Regions from separate parts of the Homo sapiens genome. Here region 2 is linked to region 1. The links are chromatin contacts, found by Hi-C or POLR2A ChIA-PET in ENCODE. All regions are on one chromosome and are shown on one strand. The core of a region is the stretch at or near the end of the contact, and the rest is flanking DNA. Distances in the headings are between cores, read along the strand shown.

Evidence for each region. Hi-C counts contacts between places; a loop is a spot of excess contacts on that map. ChIA-PET counts read pairs that join two places held with the same protein, here RNA polymerase II (POLR2A).
Region 2: a loop to region 1 is called in a map of PC-9, with 9 times the contacts of the local background. The contact joins the promoter of GPRC5A here to the promoter of MAGOHB in region 1. A Hi-C loop is called at or near these places in 1 of 168 maps with a recorded cell type or tissue (PC-9). POLR2A ChIA-PET finds 5 or more read pairs at or near these places in 1 of 52 experiments (activated CD4-positive, alpha-beta T cell).

Annotation. Positions count from the first base shown.
Region 1 is chr12:10,610,946-10,616,712 of GRCh38, reverse strand. It overlaps MAGOHB (mago homolog B, exon junction complex subunit), which reads left to right and starts at 3,104. Exons shown (of 5, transcript NM_018048.5): 1 at 3,104-3,274. The coding sequence starts at 3,181. RefSeq lists enhancers at 2,290-3,167, 2,984-3,383, 3,168-4,047.
Region 2 is chr12:12,889,164-12,894,930 of GRCh38, reverse strand. It overlaps GPRC5A (G protein-coupled receptor class C group 5 member A), which reads right to left and starts at 3,369. Exons shown (of 4, transcript NM_003979.4): 1 at 3,267-3,369.

The DNA of each region.
Region 1 (5,767 bases), core at 1,855-4,354:
AAATTGGAAGTCAGAATGATTTGATCATTAAGCCCTAATTTCAGATGGAAATAAAACGTTTATTTCTTACCTACTTCACTTTGTGCTTTGAAATTTACCGCTGTGTTAGCAAAGGTGGAAACAGTATTTTGGCTTCACTTAAGCAGCTCAAATATTTATTTTCATAAGTAAACTGTGTTGATATCAGTAAGTACGTCCTAATTTGGAGCCTACAACAAGCAATTTGAAAATGTTCACAATTTTTTTTTTGCTATTTCTAGCCCAACTAAAAGTGTATGAAAAGATTCTAACTGTGCTGACCAACACAGTAGCTTCTAGCCACATGTGTTTATTTAAATGTTAATCTAAATTAATCACAATTAAGAATTCAGTTCGAAGTCACAGTAGTCACATTTCAAGGGCTCAGCAGCCATACAGAAGAACATTTCCACATCACTGTTGTGTACCATCCAAGAATACAACACAACGCAAATGCTTTATCACTTTGTAATTCTTGCTTCAATACAAAAGGTTCAAATTTTGGCTTAAAATATAGAGAGTTAAGTAAATATAGTTTCATATTTTATCTTACAAACAGGTAGGATTATAGTCTTGAACCCCTATGTCATTTTTGGAGATCAAGACAGTAACTGGCCCACTTAACAAAGATGTTAATACTTTGTGCATTCTGTAACCTCTATTTATATAGTTACACATTCTGGTATCCATAGTTCTATTTAGGTAAACATGAAGATGAACATTGGCACATGTGCCAAAAACCTGAAGGAGAGACATTAGGGAATCTAAGATATTGAATGAGGCTTTCCATATAATTCAACAAAATGGATTACAGCTGATATTTCCAGAGATACTACGGAATAGAGTGTTCAAATTTCTGTGAATTATTCTTGTGGTAAGTGTGGTGACCAACCCATCTCAGTTTGCCTGGGTGTTTCCAGGTATGGAAAGTCCCATTTCCCAGGAAACTCCACAGTCCTGGTCAAACTGGAACGGCTAGTCACCCTAGTGGTAAAACATGGTGCTTCCTGTTTCTTACGTACTTTCCAAAATGGTGGCCCATTGTAGGGACTGATTCATTTTTCTATATTAATAGTTATATAACTACTAATATGGACTCAAGGAAACGTGGCCCAATTTGCCTTTTTAGTCATTCTACTTGAACCTTATGCTCTAGCTATACCGAATTTCTTAGTGTTCCCCAAACATGAATTTTCACACCACTGTCTTTGCTCGGGTCATTTTCTGCCTGGAATGCTTTTTCATCCCACTGAACATACACAGAACTTACTTCTCAAGGTCCAATTCAAACACTTCCGTTGACAAGCCTTTTCCAATACTCTTTTTTCAAATTTCCCTACTCTGCAATAGAATGCTCTTGCTTCCTCTGCTGTACTACCGGCATGTTTTACACACTTTTTTTTTTTTAGACGAAGTTTCGCTCTTGTCACCCAGGCTGGAGTGCAACTGCGCGATCTCCGCCTCTCGGGTTCAAGCGATTCTCCTGCCTCAGCCTCCTGAGTAGCTAGGATTACAGGCACGTGCCACCAAACCTGGCTAATTTTTGTATTTTTAGTAAAGACAAGGTTTTGCCATGTTGGCCAGGCTGGTCTTGAACTCCTGACCTCGGGTGATTTGCCCCCTTTGGCCTCCCAAAGTGCTGGGATTACAGGCATGAGCCACTGCGCCCGGCCACATATAGGCTTTCTTTTCTTTTTCTTTTTTTTTTTTTTTTTTTTTTGAGACAGAGTTTCGCTCTTGTTGCCCAGGCTGGAATGCAGTGGCACGATCTCAGCTCACTGAAACCTCTGCCTCCAGGGTTCAAGCAATTCTCCTGCCTCAGCCTCCCGCGTATCTGGTATTACAGGCACGCGCCACCACGCCCAGCTAATTTTTTTGTATTTTTAATAGAGACGGGGTTTCACCATGCTGGCCAGGATGGCACATATATTCTTAATTATAGCAATTGCTCCCTTGTGCTGGTATTCGCCTTACGTGTTTGCTTTCTTTTCTAGACTACCAGATCAAATGGCTTATTTCTAGTTTCAAACTGTCACATAGGAAATGTTTGTTAAAACTAATGTTTTATAAAATTTAAAGCTTATTTTACATATTATCTCATTAGATCTCTCAAGAATTCTGTGAGCTTGGCAATGTAGATTGCTGTATATGCATTAGGCTGATGAACAAACAGGCTTAGAGATAGTCACTTGCCCGAGGTTAGTTAGCTGTTAAGTGTTGGGATTGAATCCCAGGTCTTCTCTCCACCACTTTCTACTAAAAATCACTGAAGGTTGTCAACCGACAGATAGGATTACTCTGTGTGTTGATAACAAAAGGGTGATCAATAATATCTGAAAAGGAAACTTTGTGTAAAAGTCTTTCCCTTACCTTAAAAACTACGCCACACTGGAGCATTCTTTCATTCCCCCAATTTAATTCTATCTGGCGAGAAACAATAATGGGCTAAACCATTATTGTATCGTAAGTCAAATTGCCAAAACTTCACAGGCTACTAAAAGTTAACCCTTATTGAATGAATTAAGAACCTTAGAAGTTCTGCTGTTAAAAAAAGCACGGTGACTGTCAGGGTTTTTCAGGTGTGGGGGGTGTGAGGGTTTTAAGAGTTGGATTCCTTTGACTTTGTCTCTATTATTATAGGCTTAGAGGTCCCGGGTAACTACCAATCGCTATCCAAAGGGAAAGCACCCTGTTAGAAATTAAGTAAGAAAAATAGTTTATATTCCCGGTCTGCCATTTCGATTCTAAGCTTTATCTTTATTTAGCTCACAGTTAAAGGGGGCATAGAGCCACACCCACCTCACAAACGCCGCAAGGATTGGGAGACCAGAAAAGTAAAAGTGACTTGCAAACCTTTAGCTCTAAGTCCATAAAAAAGACTATCATATGCTCACATTTCTAATCTTTGCTAGTATAATGTAATCTTTATTTTGAAAACAATGTGCCTCCATTCCTAGTAAAGCGAAAGTCACGGCGCTGCGACCCTCCCTTCAGCGCCTCCGGACTCTCACGCGATACTCGGCTTTCACGCTTTAGTCTAGGGCTGCACTGCAGGAGGAAGAGAAGCGCCTGTGGTGACGCACTTATTCCGCGCGATGACGTCACTGCAAGGCGCCGGGGGACACGTTGGCTGCGTTTTCGGCGGGCTTCCCGGGTACAAAAATGGCTGTGGCTAGCGATTTCTACCTGCGCTACTACGTAGGGCACAAGGGCAAGTTTGGGCACGAGTTTCTGGAGTTCGAATTTCGGCCGGACGGTGAGAAGAGGCCCACGGCACGCGGTGCTGGGAAAGGGGAGCGAGACCGAGAGGCCGGGTGGTGTGGAGGGTACAGGCGGCGGAGGCCACTGCTTCCCTCGAAGGAAATAGGAGCTTAAGAATAGAGGAGGCATAAGTTGGTTTTATAAATGAAAGAGAATTAATTGCAATAAATTAAAGCTAATCCTGTCACAAACTGAAAAGTTGAACCTACAGTAATCAGAATTCTGTAACAGTGCACCAGAAGGGACTCTAGATCGTCGCCCTGATTGAAAATGCTAGCACTTTTTTGAAAACACCCCCACCAGCGGGTGGTCCAGTGGATGAATAAAATCTTGTGGTGACCAGTACCTTTTTTTCATTTAGGCTGTGTGTTTTCTTTGAAGGGGAGGAGCCCAACGTGTTAACAAATGAGAATAATAATATGTTTTAGGTGTTTACGTGTAATTGTTCACCATAGGACGCATGAAGAGTACCAAGCAAGAGGGGAGAGGTAAAGTTCCACAGGAGGGAGTCAGGAAGATCTTCTTAGAGGACGGCACTCTTGAGATGAGTCTCGAAATGAGAGACTTGGCCTTTGAGAGAAAAAAACAGACTTCCAGAGCAGTATGAGCAGAGGATGAGGTGAAACTGCTACCCAAGTAGTGTGCAACAGTGTGTTTTCTGACAGCGCTATCCTTAGAGAATGTTACATTGATCTTGCCTACCTGCAACAAGAAAGTTCATTTGGATATATATTTTTTGGGTTTTTTTGAATGCACGTTTTGTGCTGGACAACAAGCAAATACAAAATTTTAAGGTACAGTAATGAGTAAGACAAATTTAACTAAAGCAGATTTGTCTTGGTGGGAGGCACAGACATTTAACTATAAAGCAGTATGCATATTAAGTCCTATAAGCAGGCTTTGGACAATGTTCTGTGAGAGCAAGAATAAAAAATTAGAGAAGGAACGTATATTAGGAAAGGAGAAGAGTATCAAGCATTTCAGGCAGAACTCACGTTAACTACAGTCCTGCAATTATTATTATTATTATTATTTTGAAACAAGGTCTCACTCTGTCACCCAGATCTGAGTGCAGTGGCACGATCTCAGCTCACTGCAACCTCCCCCTCCCTAGTGCAAGTGATCCCTCACCTCAGCCTGCCGAGGTGCTGGGAATACAGGCCCACGCCACCTCACCCAGCTAATTATGTTATGTTATGTTATGTTATGTTATGTTATGTTATGTTATGTTATGTTATGTTATTTTTTGTAGAGATGGGTTTCCCCATGTTGCCCAGGCTGGCTTCAAACCCCTGAGGTCAAGGGATCCACCAGCGTCAGCCACCCACAGTCCTGGGATTACAAGCATGAGCCACCGGGCCAGCCCTGCAATTATTTAGAAACCTTAATCACTGTATTTAACCTTACCGTCCCCATAAATTCAGCTAAATTTACCTGAATTCATCTATTCTTTATGTAGTATTATTTTCAGTTCCTCTGCCTGCGAACACCATCAAGCTTGTCCCTATCACTTTTAGCAGGTCACATGAATTAAGTACCTGAATATTATCAGGGAAGTTTTATGCTAGAACAGTGGTTCTAATCAATGTATCTGCCACTACACTGTTACACATACTTCCATTGGTGATATTGAGCCTCCCGAAGACGCGTTTCTTTTCTTTTTTTTTTTTTTTTTTTTTTTTTTTTGAGACAGAGTCTTGCTCTGTCGTCCAGGCTGCAGTGCAGTGGTGCGATCTCGGCTCACTGCAACCTCCGCCTCGTGGATTGAAGCGATTCTCCTGCCTCATCCTCCCGAGTAGCTGGGATTGCAGGCATGGGCCACCATGCCTGGCTATTTTTTCGTATTTTTAGTAGAGACGGGGTTTCTCCATGTTGGCCAGGCTGGTCTCTAACTGCTGACCTCAGGTGATCCACCCATCTCAGCCTCCCAAATTGCTGGGATTACAGGCATGAGCCACTGTGCCTGGTGCCAAGCCATCAAAGACTGTCATTTCTATCATTTTAGAGTACCTGTTGCACATTATAGCTGTGTCTGGGCAACTGACTAGCCATAAGGGGAAGCATACATCAGATAATACAGCAATCATGATGGATTAAAATTAAATATAAACTAGCTAACAAACTCATCAACTTTGATCCAGAAGCATCGTTTGTATGCTTCCTAGTCATAATTCTAAAATGTCTGCATTATAATTGCATGCATACATTTGAAGGAAAAAAATTTTTAAAAGAGAACATTTTGGTGTAGTGGGGAAAGCCTGAGTATTGAAAGAAAGTAGATCTAGATCTGAATCTTGTGTGACCCTGGTTAAGTTACTTAACTTTGTTTTCTCTCCTATGAATAGGTGAGAGAATAAAACCCGATTTTTGGGATTGTTTTACAGATTAGATTAAATGCTCTGGGTGAGGCACTTAGCACCGATACAGACATATAACAAACTTTAAAGGAATCTTAGTGCCTTTTGCAGATTCTCTTTCTAGTTCATGA
Region 2 (5,767 bases), core at 2,120-4,619, 2.3 Mb before region 1:
GGCGGGCACCTGTAGTCCCAGCTACTCAAGAGGCTGAGGCAGGAGAATGGCGTGAACCCGGGAGGCAGAGCTTGCAGTGAGCCGTGATCGCACCACTGCACCCCAGCCTGGGTGACAGAGCGAGACTCTGTCTCAAAAAAAAAAAAAAAAAAAAAAAACCATCCTAGACTTTTATGCACCAACTAATATAGCACCAAAATACGTAAAACAAAAAGTACTGAAGGCTGGGTACAGAGGCTTACACCTATAATCCCAGCACTTTGGGAAGTGAAGGCAGGAAGATTGCTTGAGCCCAGGAGTTTGAGTCAAGCCTAGGCTACATGGCAAAACCCCATCTCTACAAAAAATTTAAAAATTAGCCAGGTGTAGTGGTGGGTGCCTGTAGACCCAGCTACTCAAGAGTCTGAGGCAAGAGGATCACTTGAGCTTGGGAGGTGGAGGTTACAGTCAGCCAAGATTGTGCCACTGCACTCCAGCCAGGGCAACAGAGCAAGACCCTGTCTCAAAATAAATAAATAACTGCTGAAAATACAAGGAGAACCCAAAGGCAATACTATAGTTGCATGAGACTTTCATACTTCTTTACCAGTCCTTGGCAGATAAAATATACAATATGAATAAGAACATGGTAAAATTGTGTAAATGTTCTATGGATACTTAAATAGAAATATTCTCTATCTTCATATCTTATTAGATCTCCATTACTAATCATATAATTCAGATCCTCTATATCAGTGATCAGCATAGATTTTCTATAAAGGGCCAGGTTATAAGCAATTTAAGACTCTGCAAGCCACACATTTGTAGCATGAAAGCAGCATAGATGATACATAAACATATGAGCATTGCTGTGTTTTAGTAAAATAGTGGATTACAGGTTGTGGCTCATGCCTATGATCCCAGCACTTTGGGAGGCCGAGGCAGGCAGATCACCTGAGGTCAGGAGTTTGAGACCAGTCTGGCCAACATGGTGAAACCCTGTCTCTACTAAAAATACAAAAATTACCCAGGCGTGGTAGCGGGCGCCTGTAATCCCAGCTACTTGGGAGCCTGAGGCAGGAGAATGGCTTGAAACCTTGAAACCGGGAGGCAGAGGTTTCAGTGAGCCGAGATCACGTCACTGCGCTCCAGCCTGGGCAAGAGCGAGACTCCATCTCAAAAAAACGAAAACAAAAACAAAACAAAACAAAACAAAAATCACTTTATTTACAGAAAGAGGCTATAGGCCATATTTGGTCCATGGACCATAGTTTGCCATCTCTACTCTATTATGATTGCTTAATAGGAACTATGGTCCATGGTCCAAATGGAACATTTGCCAAAAATGAGCATATTTAGAATACAAAGACAAATCTGGAATTAGAAAATAAGAAATGTGCAGACCATATAGTCTGACCACAGTGCAATAAAAATGAGAATAAAAGAAGCAAACACCCTGAACTACTCAGGAAGTCAAAGATTCCTCAAGCAAAAATACTCCTCAATTTATTGTTTACTATACCACCATATTAATTCCTCAGCTTAATCTTGGGACTTTAAATAGTAGTGGACCCAGAATGAGAAGAATAAAATCACGCCGTCAAAATTGTTCTTCATACCCTGTTGTCTTCGATTACCATTCAAGACTAGAATACAAAAAAGCCAGTTCTAAAGGGAACTTCCAAGGCGACGTGTGCAGATGGAGAGGGGCCAGAATCGAAACACAGGAGGGGAAACTGGGGGCCTCCCCAAGACCCCTATGAGGAACTCAGGCCCAGCCCCTTGCCTGATCACAGTTCCATGTTCCTGCGGAGCTGGGAGGAGAAATCAGTCTTCCTGACTCAAGGTTGAGAGCTCTTCCCGGGAAACCAAAGGGTTCTGCTCATTCCATTCTGCCCTTGAGGCACTCACCTCTCCACGCCCTTGGAGAGGTCCCTTGTTTCCCACGTAGCGCCTCTCCCGGCCCTTCCTTCCCCTCATTCCTTCCCTCACCTAGCAGACACCGGCATGCAAACCTGGAGGGTGTGTGCCCCCTCCGCCCTCACCCCTCCCGTGGTCCCTAGCCCATTGTGTCTGAAGTAGCTGAAGTGTTCCCCTTCAGGAATGAACCCACAGCAGTGGCTGATTCGGCCGAACCCTTCAACAGGTGTGGTGTTTACACAAGCCTCTGAGGAGACAATCAGGAATGGAAAGAAGTCAGGAATGGAAAGTCCTTCAAATTCCTTGATTCTGAGCAGGTTTCAGCTGTTAGCTAGCCTTTCCCATGGATGTTTAAAGCTATCTGTGGCCGGGCGCGGGGGCTCACACCTGTAATCCCAGCACTTTGGGAGGCTGAGGCGGGCAGATCACCTTAGGTCGGGAGTTTGAGACCAACCTGACCAACATGGGGAAACCCCGTCTCTACTAAAAATACAAAATTAACCAGGAGTGGTGGTGCATGCCTGTAATCCCAGCTACTCGGGAGTCTGAGGCAGGAGAATCGCTTGAACCCGGGAGGTGGAGGTCGCGGTGAGCTGAGATCGCAACATTGTACTCCAGCCTGGGCAACAAGAGTGAAACTCCATCTCAAAAAATAAAATAAAGCTATTTGCCAGCCTTCCCCATGGATGTTTAAGGGACCAGATGGAACAGCATCTATGCTATTCCCAAATCCTATCCATAAAGTCGGTAGTGGAAGGTGCACTCTCAGCGCACATTCAACTTTCATCTGTCCCAGGTTTCTGAGCAACTCAAGGCACACCAGAGTGGAACTGACCGCCCACACATCAAGAGAAAAGGGATGGGCTTCTAGATCTAATTCCCAAAACTCAGAAGGGCTTTTTGCAGCATCTGGGTAAAATAGTAGCTGTCACCGTGTCCTCCCTCCTGCCCCTGCCCCTTGTTTCCCACTCCCCCTCCACTCCCAGTACCTTCGGGTCCTCTGAGATCTTTCTCCCTCTATTCTTTTCCTGCAGAGTGATCCCAGAGCTGCTCACCTCCTGCCTGGCCGGATTCCATCTACTCAAAGTTTGTAGAATGTGTCCGAGCAGAAACTATTACCCTGATTATCTCTTTGCTCTCTGCCTCTATCTTAGCCTAGGAAACCCGCAAAGGGGAAAAAAAAAAAAAAAAATCTGAGTTGTTAAACTAGAGGAACTGTTTCCTAGGGAATTTTTTTCTCATAGCCAACTGTATTCCATTACCAGGATTTCTCTCCTCTTCTATCCCACCCCTCCCAACGCCCCGCTCTCCCCAGACGATTTAAATCCGGAGGCCCCAGCGCTCTGGGCTCCTGGCGCCTCACTTACCCTAGTGCCAAGGCGTTGGCCGTGAACTTGGTGCTGCTTCCCGCGCGCAAGAGGGCAGCAGGCGAGCTCCTCAGTGCTGGGGGAGACCTTGGACAGCTATCCCGCCCTCGCACTCTGAGCAGTTGTTATAAAGGCGGCCCTCGCCGGAGGGAGGGAACGAGCGAGGGGTGAGCAGAGGGACAAGGAGGGGGAGGGTCGAGGGAGAGGACACGCCTATTCCAGTTCCACGGCACTTCATGCTGTTATGAAAATAAAGTCCCCGTGCCAGGGAATGACCCAAAAACCGTCTGACGTCAGAGGCACAGTCACCCCTGGAAGCTGGGCGGGGGTGACCACCCGGCCCTGCCCAGCGCATCGGACTCCTCCGAGACGTGCTCACGCGCTGGTCCCAGGGCGCCGGCTACGAGAGGGGAGCCGGAGCAGACCAGCTCCTTACGGGCCCCGCCAGCTGTCACCTCCCGGGGGAGCCACACCCGCCTCCCCGCAGGCACTCGGGTCCACCCGGGGCAAGGGCCCAGCCCGCGAGATTGCAGCAGCTCCGCCGTCAAGTCCAGCGGGACAAGCCAGCCTTCCTCCACTTTCTTTGACCTTAGCTTAGCCTTTCTCTCCATCACTCTCCCCCAGCCACTGCCGTATGGGAAGCCAGGCTTCAGAAAAAGGAGGCAGCCACCTTCTCAGGGCTCCCCAGCCAAAGCCACGTGAAAGCCAAGGAAAACTTCCCCCACCAGGTCCGTAGTTAGCTCAGCAGCTCCACCTGTCAGAGTCTAGACAGGCACCATTAGTGCTGCCCTGGGGCTGAGAGATCAGTATCTCTCCTTTCCTAACTGCCTCTCCTAAAGCCTCGACAATGCAGGCTGATTGAACGGGGGCGCCAGATGAAATTATGAAATGAAGGAATTTGCTTTGGTGCCTGGTTTCCCCTCCCTCCACTGCCCACTCCTCTTCCAGGATCAAGCCAATCGGACCGAAACTCGTCTTTGTTTACGTGTGGAACGATCCTGGAGTGGCTGCCCGCCTGTGTCGGGGCTCAAGCCAGGTTCTACCCCATGCCACGGGGAGGCAGGAGGGACTCTGTTTTTAAAGTGGTTATCAGCGCGCTTGGTAAACTAATCTGGATTATTCTGCATATGAAGAAATGGGGGAAGGCCCAGGGCTCCCCAGCTTTCTCTTCACTTCTCCCCACACCCCAAGTCTCCAGAGCCTAAAGTGCTTTTAAAATGTGACCTACTGGAGACTGTGACCCCACCATTGTTAGGTTTTTATTTCACTCCCAAAAAACCACAGGCAGTGCCTTGAGTGTTGGAACACTTTGAGGTATGCAGCCCAGGGGTCTGTGAGTCCACCCATTTCACACCTAAGACTCCCAGGGGTGTGTGTGGCAGAGTGGGGGTGGGTACTGAGAGACTGGTGGGACTGCAAATGACAGTGCTTTATAGTGTGTGCCATCCGCTAAGTCAGGGCTTCTCTCCGGACCCCAGCGTTCTCGTCTGTTCAAGAAGTTGAACTAGACTACCATTGTACAATAGAACTATAATTCAAGCCACAAACATAAGCCACATTTGTTTTTTATTTTTTGTGTGTTTTTTCTTTTTTAGACAAGGTCTCGCCGTCACCCAGGCTGGAGTACAATGGCACAATCGGCTCACTGCAGCCTCAATCACCCAGGCTCAAGCTATCCTTCCACCTCAGCCTCCCAAGCACCCAGGACCACATGTGTGCATTACCACACCTGGCTAATTTTTTTGTTTGTTTCTTGTTTGAGACACTCTCACTTTGTCACCCAGGCTGGGGTGCAGTGATACCATCATGGCTCACTGTAAGCCTTTACCTCCCAGGCTCAAGCAGTCTTCCCGCCTCAGCCTCCCAAGTAATTCTTTTTATTATTTATAGAGACAAGGTCTCGCTGTGTTGCACATGCTGGTCTCAAACTCCTGGGTTCATGCCATCCTCCAGCCTTGGCCTTCCAAAGTGCTAGGATTACAGGTGGGAGCCACCACACCTGGCCCACATATGTCATGTTAAATTTCTAGCCACATTAAAAGAAGTACAAAGAAACAGGAAAATTAATTTTAATAACACTGTATATTTTTTACCCAAATATGATCCCAAATATGATCATTTCAACATGTAATCAATATTTTTAAAAATATTAAGGGGCTATTTTACTTCTTTGGTTTCCAACTATATCCTCAAAAACCCAGTGTGTCTTTTATATTTAAAGCACCTGTCAGTGTGGACCAGCCACATTTCCATTGCTCAAAAAGTGTGTGTGGCTTGTGGCTACCACACTGGATAGTGAGGACTAGTTGTCCCTGGTGGCTCTTCCAGCACGGAGTCTGAATCACCATGTCTAGGGTGAGTTTCATGACATCGAGCAAAAGACGTCAAGTCTGAGGATGGTGAAAGAACAAAGATGATGTGGTTTTGGGGATCCTACCCTATCTCTACACCCCCTCCCCAGGACCACATTCCCATTAGGTCCTCCTAATGAGAATGTGATG